Linked DNA regions of Homo sapiens: region 2 is linked to region 1. A link is a contact called in ENCODE Hi-C or POLR2A ChIA-PET data. All regions are on one chromosome and are shown on one strand. Each heading gives the region's core, a stretch centred on a gene start or an enhancer-like site at or near the end of the contact. The rest is flanking DNA. Distances are from core to core; before and after follow the strand shown. Region 1 overlaps CXCR5 (C-X-C motif chemokine receptor 5). Region 2 holds the start of ARCN1 (archain 1 coat protein complex I subunit delta).

What was found. A loop is a pair of places that touch in the nucleus more often than their neighbours do. ChIA-PET counts read pairs that join two places held with the same protein, here RNA polymerase II (POLR2A). Pooled maps may share reads with other maps.
Region 2: a loop to region 1 is called in a pooled map, with 2.4 times the contacts of the local background. The contact joins the promoter of ARCN1 here to the enhancer-like site in region 1. A Hi-C loop is called at or near these places in 1 of 50 pooled maps. POLR2A ChIA-PET finds 5 or more read pairs at or near these places in 3 of 52 experiments (GM12878, activated B cell and activated CD4-positive, alpha-beta T cell).

Annotation. Positions count from the first base shown.
Region 1 is chr11:118,894,444-118,901,459 of GRCh38, forward strand. It overlaps CXCR5 (C-X-C motif chemokine receptor 5), which reads left to right. Exons shown (of 2, transcript NM_001716.5): 2 at 1-3,344. The coding sequence ends at 220. It overlaps BCL9L (BCL9 like), which reads right to left. Exons shown (of 10, transcript NM_001378213.1): 8 at 6,176-7,016; 9 at 5,474-5,755; 10 at 1,693-5,065. The coding sequence ends at 3,972. Among named protein-coding and RNA genes, the nearest start is that of MIR4492, 13 kb to the right of the region's middle. RefSeq lists enhancers at 1,321-2,079, 3,699-4,206. Within about 2 kb of position 1,961, at least 8 of the 41 ENCODE cell types and tissues checked have a DNase peak (open chromatin) inside an H3K27ac peak, as active enhancers do.
Region 2 is chr11:118,567,781-118,574,796 of GRCh38, forward strand. ARCN1 (archain 1 coat protein complex I subunit delta) reads left to right here and starts at 4,629. Exons shown (of 10, transcript NM_001655.5): 1 at 4,629-4,770. The coding sequence starts at 4,768. It overlaps LOC124902764 (a long non-coding RNA gene), which reads left to right. Exons shown (of 4, transcript XR_007062907.1): 4 at 298-819. It also overlaps a transcript of IFT46 not described here. RefSeq lists enhancers at 4,291-4,420, 4,931-5,010.

The DNA of each region.
Region 1 (7,016 bases), core at 711-3,210:
CCCCGTGGCCATCACCATGTGTGAGTTCCTGGGCCTGGCCCACTGCTGCCTCAACCCCATGCTCTACACTTTCGCCGGCGTGAAGTTCCGCAGTGACCTGTCGCGGCTCCTGACGAAGCTGGGCTGTACCGGCCCTGCCTCCCTGTGCCAGCTCTTCCCTAGCTGGCGCAGGAGCAGTCTCTCTGAGTCAGAGAATGCCACCTCTCTCACCACGTTCTAGGTCCCAGTGTCCCCTTTTATTGCTGCTTTTCCTTGGGGCAGGCAGTGATGCTGGATGCTCCTTCCAACAGGAGCTGGGATCCTAAGGGCTCACCGTGGCTAAGAGTGTCCTAGGAGTATCCTCATTTGGGGTAGCTAGAGGAACCAACCCCCATTTCTAGAACATCCCTGCCAGCTCTTCTGCCGGCCCTGGGGCTAGGCTGGAGCCCAGGGAGCGGAAAGCAGCTCAAAGGCACAGTGAAGGCTGTCCTTACCCATCTGCACCCCCCTGGGCTGAGAGAACCTCACGCACCTCCCATCCTAATCATCCAATGCTCAAGAAACAACTTCTACTTCTGCCCTTGCCAACGGAGAGCGCCTGCCCCTCCCAGAACACACTCCATCAGCTTAGGGGCTGCTGACCTCCACAGCTTCCCCTCTCTCCTCCTGCCCACCTGTCAAACAAAGCCAGAAGCTGAGCACCAGGGGATGAGTGGAGGTTAAGGCTGAGGAAAGGCCAGCTGGCAGCAGAGTGTGGCCTTCGGACAACTCAGTCCCTAAAAACACAGACATTCTGCCAGGCCCCCAAGCCTGCAGTCATCTTGACCAAGCAGGAAGCTCAGACTGGTTGAGTTCAGGTAGCTGCCCCTGGCTCTGACCGAAACAGCGCTGGGTCCACCCCATGTCACCGGATCCTGGGTGGTCTGCAGGCAGGGCTGACTCTAGGTGCCCTTGGAGGCCAGCCAGTGACCTGAGGAAGCGTGAAGGCCGAGAAGCAAGAAAGAAACCCGACAGAGGGAAGAAAAGAGCTTTCTTCCCGAACCCCAAGGAGGGAGATGGATCAATCAAACCCGGCGGTCCCCTCCGCCAGGCGAGATGGGGTGGGGTGGAGAACTCCTAGGGTGGCTGGGTCCAGGGGATGGGAGGTTGTGGGCATTGATGGGGAAGGAGGCTGGCTTGTCCCCTCCTCACTCCCTTCCCATAAGCTATAGACCCGAGGAAACTCAGAGTCGGAACGGAGAAAGGTGGACTGGAAGGGGCCCGTGGGAGTCATCTCAACCATCCCCTCCGTGGCATCACCTTAGGCAGGGAAGTGTAAGAAACACACTGAGGCAGGGAAGTCCCCAGGCCCCAGGAAGCCGTGCCCTGCCCCCGTGAGGATGTCACTCAGATGGAACCGCAGGAAGCTGCTCCGTGCTTGTTTGCTCACCTGGGGTGTGGGAGGCCCGTCCGGCAGTTCTGGGTGCTCCCTACCACCTCCCCAGCCTTTGATCAGGTGGGGAGTCAGGGACCCCTGCCCTTGTCCCACTCAAGCCAAGCAGCCAAGCTCCTTGGGAGGCCCCACTGGGGAAATAACAGCTGTGGCTCACGTGAGAGTGTCTTCACGGCAGGACAACGAGGAAGCCCTAAGACGTCCCTTTTTTCTCTGAGTATCTCCTCGCAAGCTGGGTAATCGATGGGGGAGTCTGAAGCAGATGCAAAGAGGCAAGAGGCTGGATTTTGAATTTTCTTTTTAATAAAAAGGCACCTATAAAACAGGTCAATACAGTACAGGCAGCACAGAGACCCCCGGAACAAGCCTAAAAATTGTTTCAAAATAAAAACCAAGAAGATGTCTTCACATATTGTATTTATATATTTATATTTATATATATATTTATATAATGGTACAAAATGGCTGGGGGTGTGGCCATGGATGGAGGGAAGAGTAGGCTGGCCTGTGGCGTGGGTGGGAGGAGAGGGGACGGAGAGGGCACTCGGCCCGCTGCAATCTGACCCCTCTCTCCTCAGGGCAGGAAACACAGAGTCAGACAGTTTGGGGGGGTCTTGGGCCAGGGGTGGAGGGCTCAAGGGCACAGGGCCCAGGCTGAGGCAGGGCGGGCAAAGCGCCTGGCAGGATGAAGGGCAAGTGGCCCCCCAAACACAGAGGCCCTGGCCATGGACCCTGGGAGGTGACCGGGGTGAGTCAGGGGCCTGTTGTCAGCCCCAGAGGAAGCGCTGGACCTGGCCGATGGTGGGCCGAGAGGACAGCACCAGGCTGGGAGAAGTGGGGCGAGTTCCCTTTGTATTACAGCTGCCAGTGCAAGACCAGGCCCTCCAGGCCAGGAAGGCTAGGGACGGGTCCTGGTAGAAGACACCCTGTCTAGAATGGCCCTTGGTCCTGGAGGTGGGGCGCAAAAGGCCTCAGCCAGGGAACTGCCCTGCCACCTCCCGAGGCAGGAAAGGAAGTGAGAAAAGGAGAAGTTTTTTTACTCCTGGGGCCAAAGTAGGGGGACAAACACCCAGTCGTATATGGCTTCAGCTCTGACCAAAGGCGGATAGGGAGCTCTCCTGGGTAGGAGCAGGGAGCCAAGGGGGAGGCAGTGGCTGTGCCTGGGTGGGCACAGACAGATCTGGTACATGGCCCTGAGCCCTGGGCAGAGGGACAACCTTGCCGGTGAGTGGGCAGGCAGAGAGGAGGCGGCAGGATGCTGTTTCCCCGATTCCATCCTCAGGGAGTGGAGACTGGAGGGGAGGTGCACTGACTCAGATGAACTGTTCTCCCCCTTCTTTGATAAGAAGTAGGTGGCAGCAGCCTCTGGAAAAGTCAGGGCCCTGGAGGTTACCTGGCCCAGGGCTACTACAGCCACAGGCCCCAGTGGCACCATGCCACCCCTTCCATGGCTCCACTCAAGGGGGCCACACAGCCACCGCCTCTTCCTCCTTTCCTTCATCCCAAACTGGGACAAAAGACTTCAAGTTCTGGCTAAGATGTAGCAGCAGCGGATGCCCGGGCATCCAAAGTGGAAAGCCAGGGCCCCGTGTCACCGGTGTGGGCAAACACACATGCACGTGCACACATGTTCTCCCTGAATCACTCAGCAGCAGACAGGCTGCCGCCCTGGGGGTCTCAGCCCTGCTAGGGCTCACCAGGTGGAAGCCTAGGTGGTCTGACCTCAGTTTAGGAGTGGGTCATTTACGTCATCTTACCATTTGGGGACGAGACAGGAATGGTATCCCTTAGGGACCCAGAGACACTGCAAACAGTGGGTGGCCATGTAGGGCTGCATGTCCCTGGGTCCAGGGGAATGGAGGGAGCAATAACTTGAAGAAGGGGGGAAGGGTTTCTTTTATCCTTTTTTTTTTGTGTGACTTCTATCAAAACACAGAAATACAGCACACGCACAAACCAGCACAAAAGCGCAGCGCTCTATTTACAGCTCCGGCTGGCACCTGCCCACCTGGCCAGCCGCCTGCAGGGAGGGGTGGGAGAGGGGTCAGCCACATCAGCAGGGAAAGGATACGAAGCAGGTAAAGACAGAAGGAAAATGGGCGGGTGCGGAGAAACCAAGAGGGAGGTGGAGCTCCAGCAATGCGGACACGAGGAGACAGGAGCAGAAGGGGCTGGGGGAGACCTGACCTGTCCTTCCTCTCTCCCCCCAGATTCCCATCCAGGACTCCAAAAGCATAGCTGAAGGGGGTGTGGCGGGTGCAGGGATGCACGGAAAGAGGTAAAATAGAGAGGCTCCATAGGAATTGGGAGGAGTGGGGGAGGGGCAGTCCTGGTGGCCGAAATGGAACCAACCCCAATGCAAAATCCCCCACCCCACACTGCCACTTCCCCCTAAGCTGCCAGCACATCTGGTTTCCACAAATGCCACTCCCTACACAAGCCCCCTCCCACCCCCTCCACCCCACCCCGCGACCCAGGCCATCCCAACATTGAGGGGAAGAACTTTGTTAAGGTTATCGTATTTGCAACATTGCCCCGGCTCCAGCCCTGGCAGCGACTTCTAGAAGGGCAGGTTGGCCATGCCGCCTGGTGCCGGGAGGTAGCCCATCTGGCTGTCCAGGGACACACTGCGCTGCCGAAGGGGGTGGGACACCATGAGGTTCTGCTGGGGCGGGGGGCCCATGAGGGAGCCCTGCGGGGAGAGCATGTGGGGCGGCTGGCTGTAGACCTCGCCCCCCACGCCCCGCTGCTTCATCAGCATGAAATTCTGCTGGGTCATGAGGCCTTGTGGAGGGGACATGACCCCCTGGTGCAGGCCATGGGGCACCATCCCCTGCTGTGGGGGCACGCCTGTCCTGCCCAGCAAGGACATCTGTCCAGGGTGGCACATGGACATGTTGAGCCCCCGCTGGACGCCCTGCTGGCCTGGGAGGTTGGGAGGCCGAGAGGGAGTCTGCTCCGCCATCATGTTCTGCAGGTTCATGAGATGCAGATTAGGGGGCTGAGCCTTGGGGGGCTGGTTCTCGCTCTTGGGGAAGTACTGGAGGGTGCTGCTTGGCTTCTCAGAGGGGATGATCCTCGACAAGTCGAACTCGGGGATCCCCGTTGGGGTGGGCCGGATCACCTCGCTCAGCTCGGGGTCGTTCAGCACTGATGCCACCCCAGGGAGCACACCCGGTGGGTATGCGTCGCCCATGCGCCCAGCCATGGCTTTGCCCATCAGGTGCTGCTGGGGAGGCATGGGGCCTGGCGGCTGGTTGGGCAGGTCCTCGGGAGGCAGGGCCATGCCTGACGGGTAGTGCTGCTGCAGGCCAGGCCCCCCGCCCCCACCCCCAGTGGGGGCCATGGCACCATGGGGCTGCTGCAGCCGAGGGGGGAAGGGCATCATCTGGGAGGAGCTGGGCACTGGGCCACAGGGGGCATTCAGGGAGTCGGGGCCCCCTGGGGCCATCATCATGGAGTTTTGAGGGGGCCCCCCTGTCCCCTGTGCGTTGGGATGCAGTGGAATGTTGGAGCCCAGAGGGGTGGGGGAGGGCAGCATGGCGGGCGGGGGCTCATGGGACAGGGGCTGCTGGCCTGGCAGGTTCATGCCCATAGGGCTCTGGGCAGCGGCTGAGTTCAGGTGCATCTGGCTGGGCTGGCTGTTGCTGATCCCTGTAGGGAATAGAAGACAGGGGGTCAGGCACGGTGTGCCCAGCTCGGGGAGGGTGCAGGGCTCAGGCCTTCCCCACTCCCAAGCCAGGGGGTGCCAGAGGTCAAAGTCTTCACCACTGGCTTCCCCTGGCTGGGAGGGAAGGGACTGGAGGCATTGATGCTAGAAGCCAAGAGACCAAGTTCTGGCCCAGTTCGCCAGACACACCACCAGGTGTTGGAAAGACCACTCGAGTGCTCTGGGCTGGGTTTCCCTAATGACTCCAGCGAGTGGGAACAGCATCCCGGAGCCTCCACCCCCACACCCAGGGCCTTCAGAGGCACAAAAAAGCCAGCACAACCACAGCTGTGCTCCCCGCTCCCAGTGCCCACACCAGCTGGCCTCCCTGGGGCCCTGGCCTGTCCTCGCACCTGGCCCGGAGCCCTGCGGTGGTGGTGGGGGGGGCAGCAGGGGCCGGTCGGGCAGCAGCTCGTCGTCTGAGGTGGCGATGGTCTTGATGGCATTGTGGTAGAGCGGGGTGGAGCTGGGCATGGCGTACTTGGACATCTGGGTCATCATCAGTGACAGGGGGTTCTGGGAAGGTGTGGGGTCTGGGGAGGAAGTGAATGGTAGGCTGGGGTTCATGAGGCCGCTGGGAGGGTTGGCGGGAGGTGCTGAGGAGCTGCTCCGGGGGCCGCTAGGCGGGAGGGTACCTACAGAAACGGGGAGACAAAGAGAGCAGGGGTGACTGGGGAGGGGCAGATGAGTTTGGCTGTGGATATGGGGAGGTTTAGGAAGCGGTCAGTTCCCCAAATCACCTGGTCCTTCAGACACACCCACAGGCCCCCACTATCTCCAGAGCCCACCAGTCTTCAAGCAATTCCTGCAGCCTCAGGGCCCCAGGCAAGGGGAAGATCCCAGGCCCCAAGTACGATCACTCAAAATGCCTGGGAGACTCACGTGGTACCCCCTGAGAAAGCCCACAAATGTCATCATCTGCCCCATAAGCAGAGCCATCCACCTCTGGGCCCGTGGTACACAGGCCCTTACTCACTCACTGCCCAGCCCCAGCATGGACACACTGCTCAGCGCCTGCCTGCCTGCCTGCCTGCCTGCCTGCGCAATTGACTCACCCTGTTCCATGTTGCTCAGGGTGGTGGAAGAGTTCATGTTGAGAGGCGGCTGCTTGTTCTGGGAGACCCCCGGGCTGGGCATGGCCGTCTTAGGTGAGGCAACCCAGCCTGGAGAAGGCACCGCCATGGAAGGAGACTTGAGCCTGCTGGGCGAGCCAGTGGGTGAACGGACACTGAGGGAGGAGCCGAGGACCTGGGGCGACTTGAGAGGTCCTGGCGGGTTGGCAGAAGGCAAGGGCACCATCTGTGAGGGAGTCTGGGGTGACTTGAGGTTGGCAGAGGGCGAGGTGACCAGGGGTGAGTGCACCTGGCTAAGGGTGGGCGACTTCAAGTGCCCCATGCCCGGTGAGCCCATCTGATTAATACTGATGGTGAGGTCCGAAGGCCGCCTGCCTAGCCCCCGGTTTGGGGCTGAATGCACGGTCCCAGGAGGATTGGACGCAGGGGGCAGAGGCATGTGGCTGAGCCGGGTGGTGCCCACGTTGCTCATGGGCATTGAGCTCTGATCAGGGCTGAACATGTCTTGGGTATTGCCCATGTCCTGGGACATGGCTTGGTAGGGTCCCTGGCCTCCAGAGAATCCCTGCTGGCCCTGGTTGGGAAACTGTGAAGGCATCAGCATCTTCTGCGGGCCGCCCATCACGCCACTGCTGTTCTGGGCCCGAACCCGGGCCATCTCCTCAGGACTGAGGCCCTGGGGCCCCATCAAGTCCCCAGGGCCCCGCATCTTCTGCGACATCAGCATCTGCTGCTGCGGGGTCATCTGCACGTTCAGGTTCATGTTCATGTTCATGTTGACATTCATGTTCATGTTGAGGTTGCCTGGCCCCATGGGTGGGTC
Region 2 (7,016 bases), core at 3,379-5,878, 320 kb before region 1:
CTTACTATGTAGGAGCACTTAGTTTTTTTGTGGGGAGCACTTAGATTATATCATCTAATTTACTTCACAACCTTATGAGATAGATGTTACTGCCAATCTACAGATTAAGTAATTGAGGCTTAGACAGTTAAAGTAACTTGCCTAAAGTCACTCATAATAAGCGCTGAAAATAGCAGCCAAACACAGGTCAGTCTGATTCCTAAGTCTCTGCTTTTAACCATTATAAGATACTGCCACTATGGGACTCCTCAAGAAGCATGCTTACAGGGTTGCTTTTTCTTCTGTGGTTTAATTCAGCTACCGTTATATTTCCGAAGAAGCAGCATCAACTGGTCTTTGCTGAGCTTCTGAGATCCAAGTTGGAAGCCCTGGAAGGTGCTACAATAAGGCAATAGTTTCTAACAGGATTTTTACTTTTCTAAAAAAATAAGAATTTGTTCCATGTTTCTTAAAATATGTCTGCTTTTTGTAACAAAAATTAAAATTGGGCCAGGTGAAGTGGCTCACGCCTGTAATCCTAGGACTTTGGGAGGCCGAGGCAGGTGGATCACCAGAGGTCAAGAGTTCAAGACCAGCCTGTCCCAACATGGTGAAACCCCCATCTCTACTAAAAATACAAAAATTAGCCAGGTGTGGTGGTGCATGCCTGTAATCCTAGCTACTCAGGAGGCTGAGACAGGAGAATCGCTTGAACCCGGGAGGCGGAGGTTGCAGTGAGTTAAGATGGCACCACTGCATTCTAGCCTGGGCGACAGAGTGAGACTGTCTCAAAATAAATAAATAAATAATAAATAAATAAATAAAAAGTTACCCCATAAATGTGTACAGTTGTTATCTTTTTTAGGACATTTCATCATCCCCTAAAGAAAGTTTGTACCCATTGTCACTTTTTTTTTCTTTTTTTGAGACAGGGTCTCACTCTGTCGCCCAGGCTGGAATACAGTGACGAGACCTCAGCTCACTGCTATCTCTGCCTCGGGGTTCAAGCGATTCTCCCACCGAGTAGCTGGGACTATAGGCATGGGCCACCACGCCCAGCTAATTTTTGTATTTTTAGTAGAGATGGGGTTTCACCATGTTGCTCAGGCTGGTCTGGAATTCCTGACCTCAAGTGATCCGCCCACCTCGGCCTCCCAAAATGCTGGGATTACAGGCGTAAGCCACCGCACCTGGCCAGTGGGTACAAGTATTATGTGTCAATTAGAAAATTTAAAAATAGGCCGGGAGCTGTGGCTCACGCCTGTAATCCCAGCACTCTGGGAGGCTGAGGCAGGCAGATCACTTGAGGTTAGGAGTTCAAGACCAGCCTGGCCATGGTGAAACCCCATCTCTACTAAAAATACAAAAAACTAGCCAGGCGTGGTCGTCCATGCCTGTAATCCCAGCTACTTGGGAGGCTAAGTCAGGAGAATCCCTCCAACCCAGGAGGCAGAGGTTGCAGTGAGCTGAGATCATACCATTGCACTCCAGCCCGGGCAACAAAAGCGAAACTCCTTCTCAAAAAAAAAAAATTTTTTTTTTTAAAATATTGACTGGGCTCAGTGGCTCATTCCTGCAATCCCAGAACTTTGGGGGGACAAGATGGGAGTACTGCTTGAGGTCAGGAGTTCGAGACCAGCCTGGGCAACATAGCAAGACCCCCATCTCTCTAAAAAAGTTTTTTTAATGAAAAAAAACTTTAAAATACAGTTTGACATATATCCTCCCAGACATATAAAATTTAAAAATATTTGAGCTTTCTAAAGATTTCTATTAGAAGGCCATTGGAGATGGAATTGATACGGGTAAGAGCAAGAAGTCTATAATGCAGTGCTTAAGGGTATAGTCCAAAGTTGAACAGCCTTTGTTTGAATCCTCGCTTACCTACTTTTTAGCCATGAGACCTGTGGTGGGATAGTTTTCTTCTCTGTACCTTGATTTCCTCATGTGTAAAATGGAGACAATAAAGGTACCTATCTCAGAGGATTCTTGTGAGGATTAAATGAGATAATCTGTGTGAAGTTAGAGTAATGGCTGGTATGCTGTAAGTGTTCAATAAATGTTAGGGAACACACAGGAGATACAGAGGCAGTGTGTTTTAATGGAAAAAGCTGACTTTGTTTTTTTGTTTGTTTGTTTTGAGACTGAGTGTTACTCTGTTGCCCAGTCTGGAGGGCAGTGTTGTGATCTCAACTCACTGCAACCTCCGCCTCCCAGGTTCAACCAATTCTCATGCCTCAGCTTCCCAGATAGCTGGGAGTACAGGCATGAGACACCACGCCCAGCTTTTTTTTTTTTTTTTTTTTTTTGAGACGGAGTCTCCCTCTGTCGCCACGCTGGAGTGCAGTGGCATGATCTCGGCTCACTGCAACCCAACCTCCGCCTCCTAGCTTCAAGGATTCCCCCACCTCAGCCTCCCGAACAGCTGAGACTACAGGCACGCGCCACCATGCCCAGCTAATTTTTTTTTTTTTGTACTCTTAGTAGAGATGGGGTTTCACCATGTTGGCCAGGATGGTCTCGATCTCTTGACCTTGTGATCCGCCCACCTCAGCCTCCCAAAGTGCTGGGATTACAGGCGTGAGCCACCGCGCCCAGCCAGGAGAAAACTGACTTTGAACTTGGCTCTACCACTTACTAGTTGTGTGAGTTTGGACAAATGCTTAACTTTTTTGATCCTCAGTATCTTTATTTGGATTGATGTAAAAGATTGGAAATAACATGTGTAAAGTACCTGACACAAATGAAGCACTCAATTAAAAGTTGCTATTATACTTAATTGTGGACATACAGGTTTAATATGGATGAGTGCTGTTCGGTTGAGCTAAGGATGTAGGATAAAATGATTTAAGGAAGAACTACTGAATCAGCTATACTCTGAAAAATCTGAAATTTGGCATACAAGAAATAACATGAGAATCACAAGAACAGATTTTGAGTCTTGGTTCCATCATATACTGGTTTAGAAACTTTGGGTAAGTCACTTAAACTTTTCACCATTTTCTTCATATACAAAATGGACATGAGCACAACTGCCCTGCTTCCAGTGCATGTTTTTTTAAAGATATAATTTACAAATCATAAAAATTCACCTTTTAAAATTATACAATTTAGTGGTTTTTAGTATATTTGCCTCTATCTAGTTCCAGAACTATTTTTTTTTTAAGAGTCTAAGTCTCACAATTTGCACAGGCTGACCTTTAACCCCTGGTCTCAAGCCATCCTCCCAACTCAGCCTCCCAAGTAGCTGGGACTCTAGGATCATGCCACCATGCCTGGCTTAATTCCAGAATGTTTTAATTATTCCAGAAATAAATCTTACACTAATTAACTGTCACTCTCTATTCCTACCCTTCCTGAGCCCCTGGAAATCACTAAGCTAGTTTCTGTCTCTGTGGATTTTCTTCTATTCTGGATCTTTCGTATTAATGGAATCATATATGAGTGCCCCATTGTATCCGTCTTTTTTCACATAATATTCTCAAGGTTCATCCATATTGTAGCATGTCAGTACTTTATTCCTTTTTGTGACTAAATAATATTCCATTGCATATATATGCCACATCTATTGATGAATGGATTTGTTTGGATTGTCTCCACTTTTTGGCTACTATGAATAATGCTGCTATGAACATTAGAGTACACATTTTTGTGTTGACATATATTCAGTTCTCCTGGGTATGTACCTATGAGTGGAATTGCTCAGTCATGTGGTAATTTTGTTTAACTTTTTGAGGAACTGCCAAACTCTTTTCCAACGTGGCTGCACTATTTTACATTCATCCTCACCAACAATTATTATGATAGCCATCCTAGTGAGTGTGAAATGACGTCTCACCACGGGTCTGATTTCCATTTCCCTAAGGATATTCAACATTTCTTAATGTGCATATTAGCCATTTATATATCTTCTTTGGACACATATCTATTCAAATCTTTTGCTCATTTTAATTTTGTGTTTTCTACTCCCTCCATTTTGCAGATGAAGCCCATTTTTAGACAGGAATACTGTATTTGTCTTTTTATTGCTGAGTTATAAGAGTTCTTAGGCCAGGCGCGGTGGCTGACGCCTGTAATCCCAACATTGGGAGGCTGAGGCGGGCGGATCACTTGGGGTCAGAAGTTTGAGGCTAGCCTGGCCGACATGGTGAAACCCCGTCTCAACTAAAAATACAAAAAACAGCCGAGCGTGGTGTGGCGCGTGCCTGTAATCCCAGCTACTCCGGAGGCTGAGGCAGAAGAATCGCTTGAACCTGGGAAGTGGAGGTTGCAGTGAGCCGAGATCACGCCATTGCACTCCAGCCTGGGCGACAGAGTGAGACTCCATCTCAAAAAAAAAAAAAAAAAGTTCTTTATATATTCCGGATACTGGTCTTTTAGGCACACAGGTTATCCTGTATATTAAATAATAGTGGCTGTGCCAGCGGCTTGTTAAACTGTAAGATGTGACGCAAAATAAATGAAGGCGATGACAGTGAAAGGGGAGAGATACGAGGTTCCACAGCTGGAGGGTGAACGCCCCCTACACCTCCTGGGCTTAATCGTAACCGGAGCGGGGTACCCTCAATTTCCCCAGCCCACAGGCCCCGCCCCCCCCCCCGCCCTTTGACCTGCGCCGCTTCCGGTTGAAGACGTGGCTTGGGGCCGCCATCTTGGCAAGAGGCGAAGCGGCAGCGGTTCCTGTCAAGGGGGCAGCAGGTCCAGAGCTGCTGGTGCTCCCGTTCCCCAGACCCTACCCCTATCCCCAGTGGAGCCGGAGTGCGGGCGCGCCCCACCACCGCCCTCACCATGGTAAGATCCGAGCCAGGACCCGAACTCCTGGGGTCCGAGCCTCACCGTCTCTCCTTGTCGGCGGGCCTGGGGCAGGGGCCGGAGGAGCCCCGCCCTGAGGGTCTAGGGCAGAGTGCTTTTGCTCCGGGCTCGGGGAGCAGTGTGGCCTCCTGTGCCCGGTCTCCTGGAGATCCGATGGAGCTGACTCCAGTCCATCTGTCGTCGTGCCCGCTTCCGCACCACCCCCCAACCAGCTGGACTCCCTCGTTTGCTGGGACCTGCCCCTGAGACGGCCCGGCGTTTTTGCTCTGCGAGAACTTCGTGGTGGTGGTGCGGGTCCCAGGCTGCGGACCTCGGAACTGATGCTGTCCCGCCGGTTCCCTGGCGCTTAGGCTCAGCAGGCTGGGCCTGTCTCCGGAGGTTCTGGTCCTTCTGTTAATCAGAGCTTGTCTCCCACCCCCGGTGTTTGCTAGGCCGTTGATAACTCGAAATGCAAATCCACTGGTGTCCAGAAATTTTTCTTTTTGTTCAGAAGGGGGAAATGGAGACACAGAGCGGAAAGGAGTAACTTCTAACACTAATGTATAGGACCCAAGTGTCTCTGAAACCTTCCACTACTTCCGCAGAACTCACTTGTGTCCATTTGTTAGTGTGACTCGGGGTACATACACTGTGTAGACCACTGGGAAAATGTGAGCAGGTTCCAGAGAACACAGGGTTTGCCTTCAAGGAACTTATTGTCCAGGTGAAGAAAAATGTGTATGTGGCATGTCGTAGTCAGATGTCTCACAGGAGGTGGAGTAAGAGGGATGGGTTAGCCTCCGAGACCAGTTACTTGCCTTCCCATGCGTTATCTTTGTATACTCATCTGTTACAAGGATGAGAAAGGTTAATGTGGTTGAGGATGGAGGAAATCAGAACTGCTGACATCACTCAATCTTCCTTTATCGCTGTGATTTGTGGATATTCATGAAGTAGTAGACATTCTTTGGTTTCAAAAAAGCTAGTAATTTATTTTTCAGTGCACCTTATGTCCTTTAGTCTTTTGAAGGATGTTCTGTTCTGTTCTTTTTTATTCTTTTGTCAATAGATAACTTGATTTAAAACATCGTCCAGTGTACCTGAGAGATGGCAGAATGTAATTTGGTGGCAATCCTAATAAGTTCTATTGACAACCCTTTAGATAAGAACTTGGATAATGGGGGGAATTCATGCTTGGACTTTAGGCCACTGAACAGCTTTTCTCAGCCTCAGGTATATAAATTGCATCAAACAGGTTTGCCTCCTAAAATTTTTGTGTTGGACACAAAATTTCCAGAAACTTGTATTTTCAGTTTCTCCAGGAGGTTCTGTATTTGGTTAGTGATTTTGAAACTCAGTTCCCGTTTACACCCTGGAATTAATAATGCATTTTAGAGCATATTTTTATTTTAATAGTAAAGTTAAGGTCTTGTATTATATAAACCAGATAAAGGTAATCTTTCTAAAAATATTCTTTGTTAAAAGGTTCTTGGAACTTAGTATTTTTAATTCATTGATAACTGAGGGATGGTAAAGCCCTACGTGATATATATAAAATATAACTTTTGCATGCTATTTTGACATGTGTACGTATACATAGAGTTGTGTCACATATTTCTGAATTATTTGGGACTTAACATGATCCAGATACCCACAGATTTGTGTACTCTGGAGAACAATTTATCTCAGTACATTCTGCTCTGTAGAGTGTTAAGACATTGGTATGATTTCTGTGTAATGTTTTTGGGTCCTGCTCCTTTACAAACAGATCCCTGGACAGTAGAAATGTCCAGATAGGGTGAAATTTTTATCTAAAAGTTGTATCAAAATTTCCAGCGTTTATTTTAGCTCAACATTTCATTATGAAATTTTCCAACATCTGGAAAAGTTGAAAGAACTTTGTAGTGAATACCCATATAACCACCAACTAGATTCTATAACTAACATTTCACTATATTTTATCATGCATCTAATCATCCATCCATCCCTCTCTCCATTAAAAAAAAATATACATTTCAAAGTAAGTTGCAGATATCAGTACGTAAACATTGATTTTTTAAAAAATAAATTCCCTTTGGCTTTAGTTATTGAAGTGCAGAATGTCCTAGACTGCAAAGTTCCAATAGATAAATAAGTGAACAAATGCAGAAACAAATGCTTTCTCATGACTTCATCATAAAATAAAGTACAAAGAAAGGCATCTTTTGATTTTTTTTTTTTAAAGAGACAGGGTCTCACTATGTTGC